Regions from separate parts of the Homo sapiens genome. Here region 1 is linked to region 2. Evidence: read pairs that join two places in POLR2A ChIA-PET (ENCODE). Cell type or tissue: PC-9. All regions are shown on one strand. Each heading gives the region's core, and the rest is flanking DNA. Links, peaks and the distances in the headings are about the cores only.

Evidence for each region. ChIA-PET counts read pairs that join two places held together with the same protein. Peaks named below come from ENCODE experiments on the same cell type or tissue, not always from the same donor. Only the 100,000 strongest peaks of a DNase experiment are listed, where the experiment ranks them.
Region 1: POLR2A ChIA-PET joins it to region 2 with 14 read pairs; 3 of 35 experiments call an interaction of 5 or more read pairs at or near these places.

The regions. Positions count from the first base shown.
Region 1 is chrX:13,482,469-13,488,036 of GRCh38, forward strand. No RefSeq gene overlaps it. Among named protein-coding and RNA genes, the nearest start is that of EGFL6, 84 kb to the right of the region's middle. RefSeq lists an enhancer at 4,388-4,487. In PC-9, for the core only: no CTCF peak of the experiment used is centred there; DNase peaks (open chromatin) are centred at 2,873, 4,493 and 4,953; H3K27ac peaks cover 3,128 bases.
Region 2 is chrX:13,025,767-13,031,334 of GRCh38, forward strand. No RefSeq gene overlaps it. Among named protein-coding and RNA genes, the nearest start is that of FAM9C, 16 kb to the right of the region's middle. RefSeq lists an enhancer at 4,324-4,543. In PC-9, for the core only: no CTCF peak of the experiment used is centred there; DNase peaks (open chromatin) are centred at 3,365, 3,745 and 4,165; H3K4me3 peaks cover 2,243 bases; H3K27ac peaks cover 4,662 bases.

The DNA of each region.
Region 1 (5,568 bases), core at 186-5,185, 460 kb after region 2:
AACACAGTTGTGCCCATTTGTTTACGTATGATTACGTATCATCTGCTGCATTTGCACTTCCATCAGAGTTGAGTAGTGATGACAGAGACCACATGTCTGTGAAGCCTAAAATATTATCTGGTCCTTTACAGGAAAAATTTGTCGACCTCTCTTATAGAGTATTCTGGAGCACACCAGAAGGCTCCCTCATGCCGTAAAAACGAATTTTTCCATCAAATCTTGGACTCAGGAAGCAAGAATGATTATAGAAAGAGGAATATGCAAGGAAGATAGCATTTGCCATACAGGCTAGAACCCTCTATTGATTTTGTCTCTTACTTATGGGCTAGATTTTGTAGCCTCCGTTGATTTTCTCCATTTCTTTGGAACAATCAAGCGTCTGACAGTTTTAGCTTGTCAACAAGTAGCCTGCCAATGGATTTCAGAGCTTCTATTTTTAAAATTGTCTCACAAGAGTGACTAAGAATTACATTTAAATGAACAGGAATGAAGAGGGAAACAGATTCCCTAGGCAGTTGTGGTCCTTTGTTTGGTCTGTAATTTTGTAGTCACATCTGACTGTGGTCCAGTTCATACAATCCTTTGTTTAGGTATTGGATCGATCTTGCAGGACATGGAAAATGAGAAGGGAGGCTGAGATTTCACAAGTTTGCCTTGGCCCCATTTCTTTTTTTTTTTTTTTTTTTTTGCCCTTACGGCATCCATCTTATGATTTTTTTTCTTGCCTTTTGAACTTTCTTCACCTTCAGTCTGTTCCTTGAGTTTTGCACAAGTTCTCTAAGGTGTCTGCTCTCTTGACAATACCAGGAAAGAGCCAAATAAATCAACCCAACAGCTCAATTGCACCTCTTTTATTGCCTAGGCAAGAACACATGCACGCCCACAATAAATCACCACCGCCCAAGAAGAGCATGTCCCAGATTAACGAGAAGCTCGGCCCTCTGTCTAGAACACTTCAAGAACATTGGATGTTCTTGAATTGGGATGGTAAGATGGTTCCCCTTGAATAGATGGTAAAGAACAGGTGTTCTCCTCCACCACAAGATCCTGGAACGGAGGCCTCAAATTCTGAAGCATTTTATCCTGTGCTCCACCCCATTTATCCAAATACAGACAACCAAAGGGCCACTGTGATAATGGAGAAGACACCCTGGACACACATACCCCAGAGGACAGGCAGAACCAAGACCACACCCAACTCACAAAGAGAATCTCTTCCAAAAATTTGTATTCACGTTTTAAGAACTCTAAAAGTAGGCTTACATTGGAGCAATGATTTAATGGGTGGCAGGCTCTCAGCCTAATTCTCCAGTCAATTCATTCTCTCCAGTCAAGTCATTATGGCGAGATCTCATAAAATAATGATCTTGCCAGTGTCTCAGAAACCTTAAGAAAAAAAGACTTTCTTGGCTAGCCCAGAAAGCAAATGACTACGTGTGTCACTGTTTCAATGAGTGTGAAGAGGAAAGCAAGATGTGGGCACAGAGGGTAGTGAGCTTTTTCCTCTTCCGAGCCACAACCCAGCCCTGTGCTGAGAAGGTGCAAAGTTTGAGGGGGGTGAGGACCTGAGGGTGAATAGTCATGGGGCTGAGAGGGATCTAGAAGGAGAAGTTGGGGCTCCAACCATACCCCTTGTGCACTCTGGCCTGACTTCCAATTGCCAGTATCTCAGCTCTTTGCCTGATGGTGGCCCAAGTCTCTCCCAGCCACAGCGGGCTGGAAGTACCTGAAAATAACCCCGCCTGGAAGTAGCTCTCAGGTATGACTGACCTCCCTCAACCTTTAAGAAGTCTGAGGCACATATTCCACACTGGTACCCCAGTGGGAATAAGACCCTGTTGCCCACAGTGAAAACTGCCTGATAAAAGCTCTTCGTATTAGCCTCCTTCCATTACCTATCTCACTTTCCCACTCCCAACCCAGTACTTCCTGGGGTCACCCCTCAAATAAATGACTTGCACTTGAATCCATATCTCAAGGTTTTCTGAGGAAGTGCTAACCAAGGCATTCGGGACAATGAAGGTACAAATCCGGAGGGGTGTGGGCAGATAGGCAACCCCTCTATCACCCACCCATCTCCAGTCCATGTGTGAACCCACGTCCTGACCCATCTCAGCAAGGGTCTGTAGACCCTCCGGTGCCACTTTGCAGAGCCACTAAATTGCAGTACCCAAAACACGAAATTATTTAAGAAATATGCTTGACTACATGTGAATAAGGTAGTGGGACTAAATACAGCCCACGACTGTTGCTTTTTGGCAATTACACAACGCCCTGAAATTGCAAATTGAGTGCAATAAGTTATTGAAAGTGCCAAGTTACTCTTAACCAGCTAGGGAGTTTTAATACCACTTTTAATTTTCTCTCTATCCCTATCTCTATCTTTCAGACAAAGAAGCCATACTATTCTTGCTTCAACAAGAGAAGTGCCATTTCCTTCTGTGGCCCTTGCTCAGGTGTTAGGGGTTGCTTCATTGCGATCTTTATTTTTTTGCGCCACCTCCCTAGGTCCCATCCTCCTAGTGAAAGGCCCCCCGCCAACTCCCCCACCCCGCCAATCTATCCACATGGCAGCCATCTCCCCAACACTGCCCCCAGCTCTTCCTTGACTGCACTTTCCCTCTGGGAATGCAGAGACAGCATCTTCCCCTCTCTATGTAAGTCAGGGAAATCCAAGCTCTCCTACTCCACTCTCTCCTTAATTTCACACATTAACACAAGGCTGTGTGTATGCTGTCTGCCTTACTGAAAGGTAGAAAAATGACAGCCTGGAAATAGCTTGTATGGGGATTCTGCATCAGGCTGTTCCCAGAGTTTAACAAAGTTATAAGGATAAAGTCACACCTTTACCACAGTACCTTCAGGAATGTGAGAGGCAGGTGGCATAGTCTTTATGGGTGTGGCTCTGAAGCAGCTGGAATGCATGAATCTAAGTCTAATCTATCATTCCTATGTGACTTTGGGCAAATTGCTTCAACGCTCCATGCCTCAGTTTTCCCATCTGCGCATCAAGGACAATAACAGCACTTTGCTCATAGGGTGTTTACAATATATAAATGAGTATAGAGTGCTTAGCACAGGGCTTGGCATATGGCAAGCCCTTAATAAATGTTAAGAGTTGATATTGCAAACCAAGCTCCCTGCCTTGCTTCTCTCTTCAAGACAGAGTCCATTCTTCACATTTCCATTTTCAAGCCTTCTCCCTATGGACAATATTTGGACTTGTCTAGGTCCTTTCTCCACCATGGCCACCCTCAGGACATGATAATGCCTAGAAACATTCAGTATGGAGGAGCCACAGTCTGGGCTACTCTGAAAACCCTCTGAAGCACCTGTCAGTGGCAGGAAGGAGACTCTGTTATTCTTCCTGCAGTGTCTCAGTTTCCTACGAGTAACTACTTCTTGGTGGACTTGTATTGTTACATGCATGTGCACATGTGTGTACACACACACACTTGCAAAGGACAGTGATTCTCAGAAACTGGGGAGTCTCAATCCATGAAGGGACAATTGAATCTGCCTTGGTTCTCCTTCCCACGATGGAAACACCAACATATATTACTGCTGTATAGAAGGTGGGTTCTCTATTCACATCGTCCTGCTTCTAAGAAGAATATTGCTAGGGGCATCGTAGTACACAAGAAGCAAAGCCTATAATAGCACCACTTCAAACAGCAGGGCCATTTACCTTTAATTTCTACTTTTAGAAATGAAGTATACAAAGGCTTGGCACAAGATCAGAATCAGACACTATTCTTTACCTTGGACCAGAAAAAATTCTAAGGCAGGGTTACCACCCCCTTCTAGTTTCTGAAATGGAAAGGAAAAAGCATAGAGATGTATTTTCCCTTGTCCGCAGCAAAGAGCAGGGGTGGCTCTTCCAACTGTATTTGTTCAACACATGTTAATTGGGCACCTATAATATGTAAGTGGTGGACACTGAATGGAAATCCAAAAAACATAAATCTGGTCTTGTCTTTAAACAGACGGTAATCTAGTCAGAGGCAGGGGAATGCTTCAGAAGGACAGGCGGAGAAAAAGAGGTGGTGCCCTGATCACTACTTTACACCACCAAGTGCTTGGTCCTTGGTAGCAAAGTTTAAACTATGGTTTTAAAAAGAGTTGAAGTCTGGGGCAAGCCTAGTGTGTGTGTGAATCCATTCAGAGCCCAGAATTCATCTTAGCTATGATTTTCAAAAACCACCCATACTATGGGCTTTTCCTTTATATAGCTCTTCAGTCCACACATATCTGATAAAGTCTACAACTACATGCATGCATCCTAGATAGATCGTCTGTGCTGCCCCATAATTCCTACCAATCCCCCATTCTATTGTCAACTGCCATCTAACATCTGAAGGGGTTTGGGGCAAGAGTTTTTAGGAAAACATTTTGAAGTAAGAGATTGAGTAGATGATTCTCACTTAGGACATCACCATCATCCTGGCACATTTGTCTTCTGTTAGCAGACAATGTCACTATAAGAAAGAGAATACCAGGCAGTCCAAGGAGAGAGAATGCTGACCACAAAGCATTTTTTTTTTTTTGAGACGGAGTCTCGTTCTGTCACCCAGGCTGGAGTGCAATGGTGCGATCTCGGCTCACTGTAAGCTCCGCCTCCTGGGTTCACGCCATTCTCCTGCCCCAGCCTCCTGAGTAGCTGGGACTGCAGGCACCTGCCACCACGCTCGGCTAATTTTTTGTATTTTTAGTAGAGACGGGGTTTCACCTTCAAAACATTTCTTACGTGGTGGCTCTCCAAATTAAAGAAAAGGTTTTAAATGAATGATGATGAATACATACCCTGCTCTGATTGGTAACTTTCACCATTAAACCTGCAAATTAAAAGGCATTTAAGCCAAAATTCATCCTCCCCACAACCTTGAGGGAATGAGTCACTGAAGCAATTCTCACGTTTCTCCAGGCAGAAAGACAGGAGACTTTCCAAAAAAGGTTGTAGTTTTCCTGTTTCCTTGGCTGCCTCCACACATAGCCCAGCCATGACCACATGTGGTGATGGGCAGGAACCTATTGCCTTATTTGGCAATCTTGAGCCCTCTTTGTAGGGCTATTGGGGGCAGGATGAAAAGTCCAGATCAAAACCACAATCGTGAAAAACAATGGAGAGTCAGATAAAGGAAGTAGGCATTTTATCTAGATTAAATATAAAATATTGACCCAAGAAGTAAATGTTTTCATATGCATTGCTTCTTAAAGGACTCGTAGGAAAATATTTAGAATCTGCCATTTTTCTGTAATAATTTCACTCATTTTCCTTCTAGCCATGATGCTGACTGCATTTCCCAGCTGCTGCTGAAACAGCTCTTCTGTTGGGGGAGATTATGTGGGCTAACATTCACCCACGATTCTCTAAACTGATGTTTCTCAAGTATCCTTCATTCTGACCCCAACATGTGCTGTGTGCATTCATTACTGCTGACAGCAGGAACAGTGTGGGTCCCAAACAAGGAGATTGCACAATGAGAAATGGAGGCTAAGGGCATGAATGTTCTGAATTTTATAGCTTCCTGTCTGCTTTCCCTTAGGGGAATATAATTGGGGGACTGG
Region 2 (5,568 bases), core at 337-5,336:
ATTGGTGTTTGAAAATAATTTAGAACTCTGTATGTTCATATGTGTATGTGTGTATGTGTAAAAATAAAACTTGATTGGCATGACATCATGGGTGCTGGGAGTGGGTCTGGTAACCAGAATAAAAAGTGGTCTTCTCTGTCCCTTGTCTAGCCACAATTAGGAGAGAGTATGGATTGTCAGGAAATGGAGCTTGTTCCACCCTCTCACTGTGGCTTAAGAATTTTCTTCTCAACAATGAAAAGATGCACAGATCATAGTACAGGAGATAATAAGAGTCACTCTTGCTATCTTCAGCAGATCATAGTTGTACACCATTCTATAAAAATATGAGAGAGAGAGAGAGAGAGAGAGAGAGAGAGAGAGAGAGAAAGATCTTTGTAGGAATAAACATAGAAAGCCATTTTATCTACAAAGCCAATTCAACCTGGACTGCAGTACTTACAATCATAAAGTTCTAGTTAGGTTATTAGTTAGTGGTTGACAACCATAAAGTACCAGTTAGGTTATTAGTTAGTGATTGGAGGGATGCAAAAGCTGACTTGAATACATGACTTCAATCACTTGGACACATGTTTAATTTCCTGTAAGAAAGCTGCAGAAAATCAATGACCTAAATATCTGAACTTGGGTATTTCCAAGGAAACCACCAGACTTCCCCATTGTCTTAGATTAAATACAATTAATAAAATGCCTAACAGACCCCAGAGTTCTTCTGTGTAATTAGATCAATAGCAGTACAACATCTGAGATTTACTTCTCTCTCCAACAAGACCCTTTAGGCTTGGTAACACATCCAAGTGGAAGAGGAAAGAAAGAAAGAAAAACCCAAAACCAAAAGCACAAATAAAACTACCGCTGAAATTAAGAAGTTAGGATCTTCCCAAAGGCAAGCAACTAAACTCATTCTACCAGTGAGACTGAGTGGAACCCTCTGCTCAGCCATTCCTCAGCATTGGACATGGCTTATTCTTGATGTTTGTATAAAATATGGGTTGGTCCACAGGAAAGACATTCATTTTAAAAATAAGATAAAAAATATGAGTTAGCATCAATAAAATTCTACGTTTTAAGAAATGCAGGTTGGTATTATCAGCCCTGATTTGCAGATAGAAAAACTGGCTGTGAGATCATCAGCAATCCTGACGTCTAGAAGATTTCAAGGCCGGGACTCAAACCTACGACTCTATAGTGTAGAGCTTATGCTGTCTCCTTAAATAGTCATGGCTTCGCTAGGCTCACTAGAGGGAGATGATTTCACATACAATATTTAAAAAGTAAGGATGTAGGGGCAATGAAAATGTGGCCCAACTATATCTTAAAAGGAAGATAGTTCACTGGCATATCAGGTCATGAAACAACCACGAGTGTGAACTAGGAAACCACAATGCATGTGAGAATGGCCCAAACACAATTGACTGCACCATCTGGAGAAAAGGTGAAGCCTACACAGAATGCCAAGTAGAAAAATGAGATGGGTTTATGTCAAGCGAAGATTAACATTTCATGTATCTTCTCACTTTAAGCACTTCGTCCTGCTTCTGGTATATCCCTTCACCCTGAGCTGAAGCGAGTTCATTAGTTAGGTGGAAAACAAGAGGAAAGCCAGTGGAAACTGACACTCTTTTTAGATTGTAACCCCTACTTGGGGCAAACCTACAGGATCTCAATGACAGAGGTTTGCTTTCTTAGTAAACAGCCTTGGAAATTCCCCCTCATCTTCCTTCATGGGTCTGGTGTTCTTCATCATTTTACCAGTGACTTATATGTTGGGAGAGAAAACCTGCTTGCTAGATATTAAGCTTATTAAGAGAAGAGGATAGGAGTTGGAAGGGTGGGAGTTGAGTACTTAGCATCTTGCAAGACAGTATCAGAATTTGAAAGAGATCAGAGGAAATTGAAAAATAATTCATAAACATAAAGTACAATAAATGCTTGTAGAATAAATAATAAAACAATGCAAAGCAATTATCCTAGGGAAAATAGAGATAGAGAAGTTGGTTATAACGCAAAAGGTCTATGGATCATGGTGATGGTACTTTTGCTTCTGAAATAAAAACTTAAGATGTATCACAACAAGCATAAATGCACTTCATAACACCAGTTCATTGAGTGCCTACTTAATTAATTCTGCTGAGATACTGATGAGGTACAGAAAAGGAAAGCGAGAATCAAAATAGTTTGACTGCCTGTTGGGCACTCAAAGGGTAGTTCTTGATTGATGCATTAAAATGTACTGTTTTTGCAGTCTTCAGCTTTATTGAGGCATCACTGACAAACAATAAACTGCACCTGTTTAAAATGTGCAATATGGTGAGTTTTGATGTATACACACATCTGTAAAACTGTCGCCACAATCAGGATGATCAACTTATCTATCATCCCTAAAACTTCCTCATGCCTCTTGGTAATCCCTCCCTCTCCGCTCCCAGTACCCGGGCAACTACTGATCTACTTTCTGTGACTATAGATTATATTTTATAGACTCAATTTTATATAAATGAAATCACCCAGCAGATCTTTTGAGTCTAGCCTCTTTCATGCAGCATAATAATTTTAAGAGTCATCATGTTGTCTTAAGTGTCAATATTTCATTTATTTTTATTCCTGAGTAGTGGTGTTTCATGTAGCTTATTTTTTGGTGCTCAGTTATTACTTCCCTGGAGAGATTAGTCAGTTGACACATTCTTATCCTATTTCTTTATTCTGTACTTTTTGTTTAACTCACATCATAGACTCACTAAATATTTATATGAATTTATTCAAGGATTTGGTTCAAAAATGAACATCTCTTCGAGAGGATTCTATTGGGGGTCATTCATTCATTTGTTCATTAAGTCATTCAGCAAATATCAATTAAGCCCTTACTAGGTCCCAGGCACGGTGCTAGGCACTGGGGATACAATAATAAAGAAAAGAGACATGCATCCCTCACATTCTAATGAGAGGAGACATGTGGCAAACACAATAAAAGCAAAAATTATTAGTATGTTAGAAGCCAACACATGTGATTTAGACATAATAGAACAGGCTGAAGAGCCAACAGGCATCATCCTAACAATGCAGCCCGGATTCCAAACAGCTCCTGCAAATTGGACTGAGTGTAGACTTTGGCATGGTTTTCTCAGTCACACTTATAAAAGCCCCATGGAAATCAACTTCCAACAGGACTTCAAAGAAACGGAGGCTGCCATGAATGGTCAGGTATTAGGGAATGAGGTCATCCTTCCACTGAACACTCCCCTACATCCCCTGCAGGTGTGTATGTCTTAAGCTTTTGTGCTCACCTGCAGGAGAAAGGCCAGAAAGTGGCTGCCACATTCTTCTCCCCCAACTGCAGGAGTGAGGCCACAGAGGTTTACCTGGGAAGAATACTCTCCACAAACTTAAATCTCAGCACATTACACTGGTAAATGTCACATTCCAGTTCCAGATATCAATCTGGATCCAGGAATGTATGTGCTTCACTCATTCCAAGCACTCATTTGTTTGGTTTGGGGGAGGAGAGACAAGGCTAGAGCAATCTGAAAGTTCAATCAAGCCAAAATACCTTGCTCAAAAACTGATAAAACAGGGCCCCCAATCCATAACCAGAGAATGTTGGGCACTTTCTTCTCTGCAGAAATGTTTTTGCATTTAAGTTTAGGTAGATTTAAGAGAGGAGTGTAAGGAGAGAGTTTCTGTAACCAGAGGAGGGGAGGCTTCCCCGCCTGCCTCCGGAGCTTCTCCTCCAGGGTGATCTGGCAGCCATTCAAGGCAGCCTGAACTTTCTGAGAGACTTGATTTCCTGTTCCCACTGCCTCAGCCGACTGGAGGACTAGGGTGACCCGGGGTGGGGAGCAAGGGACACTGGTTAGTTTAGGATCAGCGGGTGGGAACTGTTTATCCCAACATGCTTAGAAATTCTTCCAGCAGCAACTGTAAAAATAAAAGTCTGAACTGTACAAGAAACTTAAGTTATTTCAACAGTGAACTTCAATCATGAGATTCTTGAATATCTTTTGGGAAGACAAGTTATTTTGTTTGTTTCATTCATTTAAAATATAAAACAACAGACTTCTTATAATGCAGAGGGGACCTCACTGTCACCTAGTTCAACTCACATATTTTACAGATGATGCAGAGTTCAGAACTATTCATTGACAATGGCTGGGGGGATGGGAGCAAGATCCATGTTTCCTGGCTCTGAACTCAGTGCAATTTCCTCCATGGATTATAAAGAAGTGCAATTCCAAATGCCACGCCTTAGGGGGAAATTTACTATATGTAAATTATACCTCACAACCTGACTTAAAAAAAAAAGTATATGTTATCCCTGCTTCCTCCTGAACCTGGGTCTGCCTGACACCAAAGCCCCGGGGCTTTCCGCTCTCTGCCTCTCAGTAGTCTTATTGTCATTCCTGTGAATCCATGGTCCTTTAGTGGTTTATGTTTGAGGAGGGAGCTGTGGACTGAATAAACTATGCAGCACAAAGGCATTAACCATGGATTAATGGGAAAGAAAAGCTTGCTGAGTTCTGAGTCTGACGGGTCAAGAGCTTCTGATGGTGTCATGCAAATTTCACTTCCCAATGAAATCAGTCACTCTTCGTGTAGAGGGGCCATCATATCTTAGCCAGTTCCTGCTTGGGGTTCAGAAGAGAAAACAAAACAGTTTGCCCCATGGTGGGAAAGGGACATTTGGTATTCTCCTTGGCTTCCTAGCTAATTACAAAGTGTTAATGACATTCAAAGGAAACTTGCCTCCTTCAGGGCTTTACAAATAAGGAAGGGCGGGGGAAGGTGAGCCAAAGAACAGACAGGGGCTCCAGTGAAACACAGGGCACAACCAGTCAGCTCCCAGAGCGGGAGGCAGCCTTAATTTACAAAGGAAATAGACACCCCAGCACAGGCTGAAATTGGGTGGGACCAAGAGTTCTTAAACTAATCACAGCTGGTTTCCAAACCTCAAAGATTTGTTATTGCAAAAACATTCTCAAGCAGTAGATGAATAGATTGAATGGCGACAGAACAAAGAAAAGATGGAGACATTTTCCCCACAGCGGCTTCAAGACAGGTTCAGAGAGGTATGAACTAGCAAAGTAACACATTTATCCAATCAACATTTTTTACCCATCTCCTACACTGGGTCTGAGGACACAGCTATCACATAACATTTGACCTCCTCTAGTATCCTACAGAAAAACAACTAAAGCACCTTTGTGCAACTCAGAACTACAAGCTCTTCCTTATGATTTGGACAACAGGTGCCTTCAAAGAATGGTTCTTTTTCCTATATTTTCCTTCCCTTCTCTTAATGGAGAATTTTTTCTTCCACCCTAAAAAGGAAACACGACCATCAGTTTCCCAAATATGAAGAGGGAAATGCATGTGTGTATAAACAGTGGTTACCACCTAGTAGAATTTTAAGCCTTTAAGGATTTTCCCCCCTAACGATTGCAATTTCCTTCAGTTACTATTGTCCTATGTCTTATATCCAATGTATTATTTAGGTATTTCTTTACAGGCTTTTTAAGATTTACAGGTGTACCTGATCAAAAATAGCTGGAAAGATCTGAGATGTTTTTTACT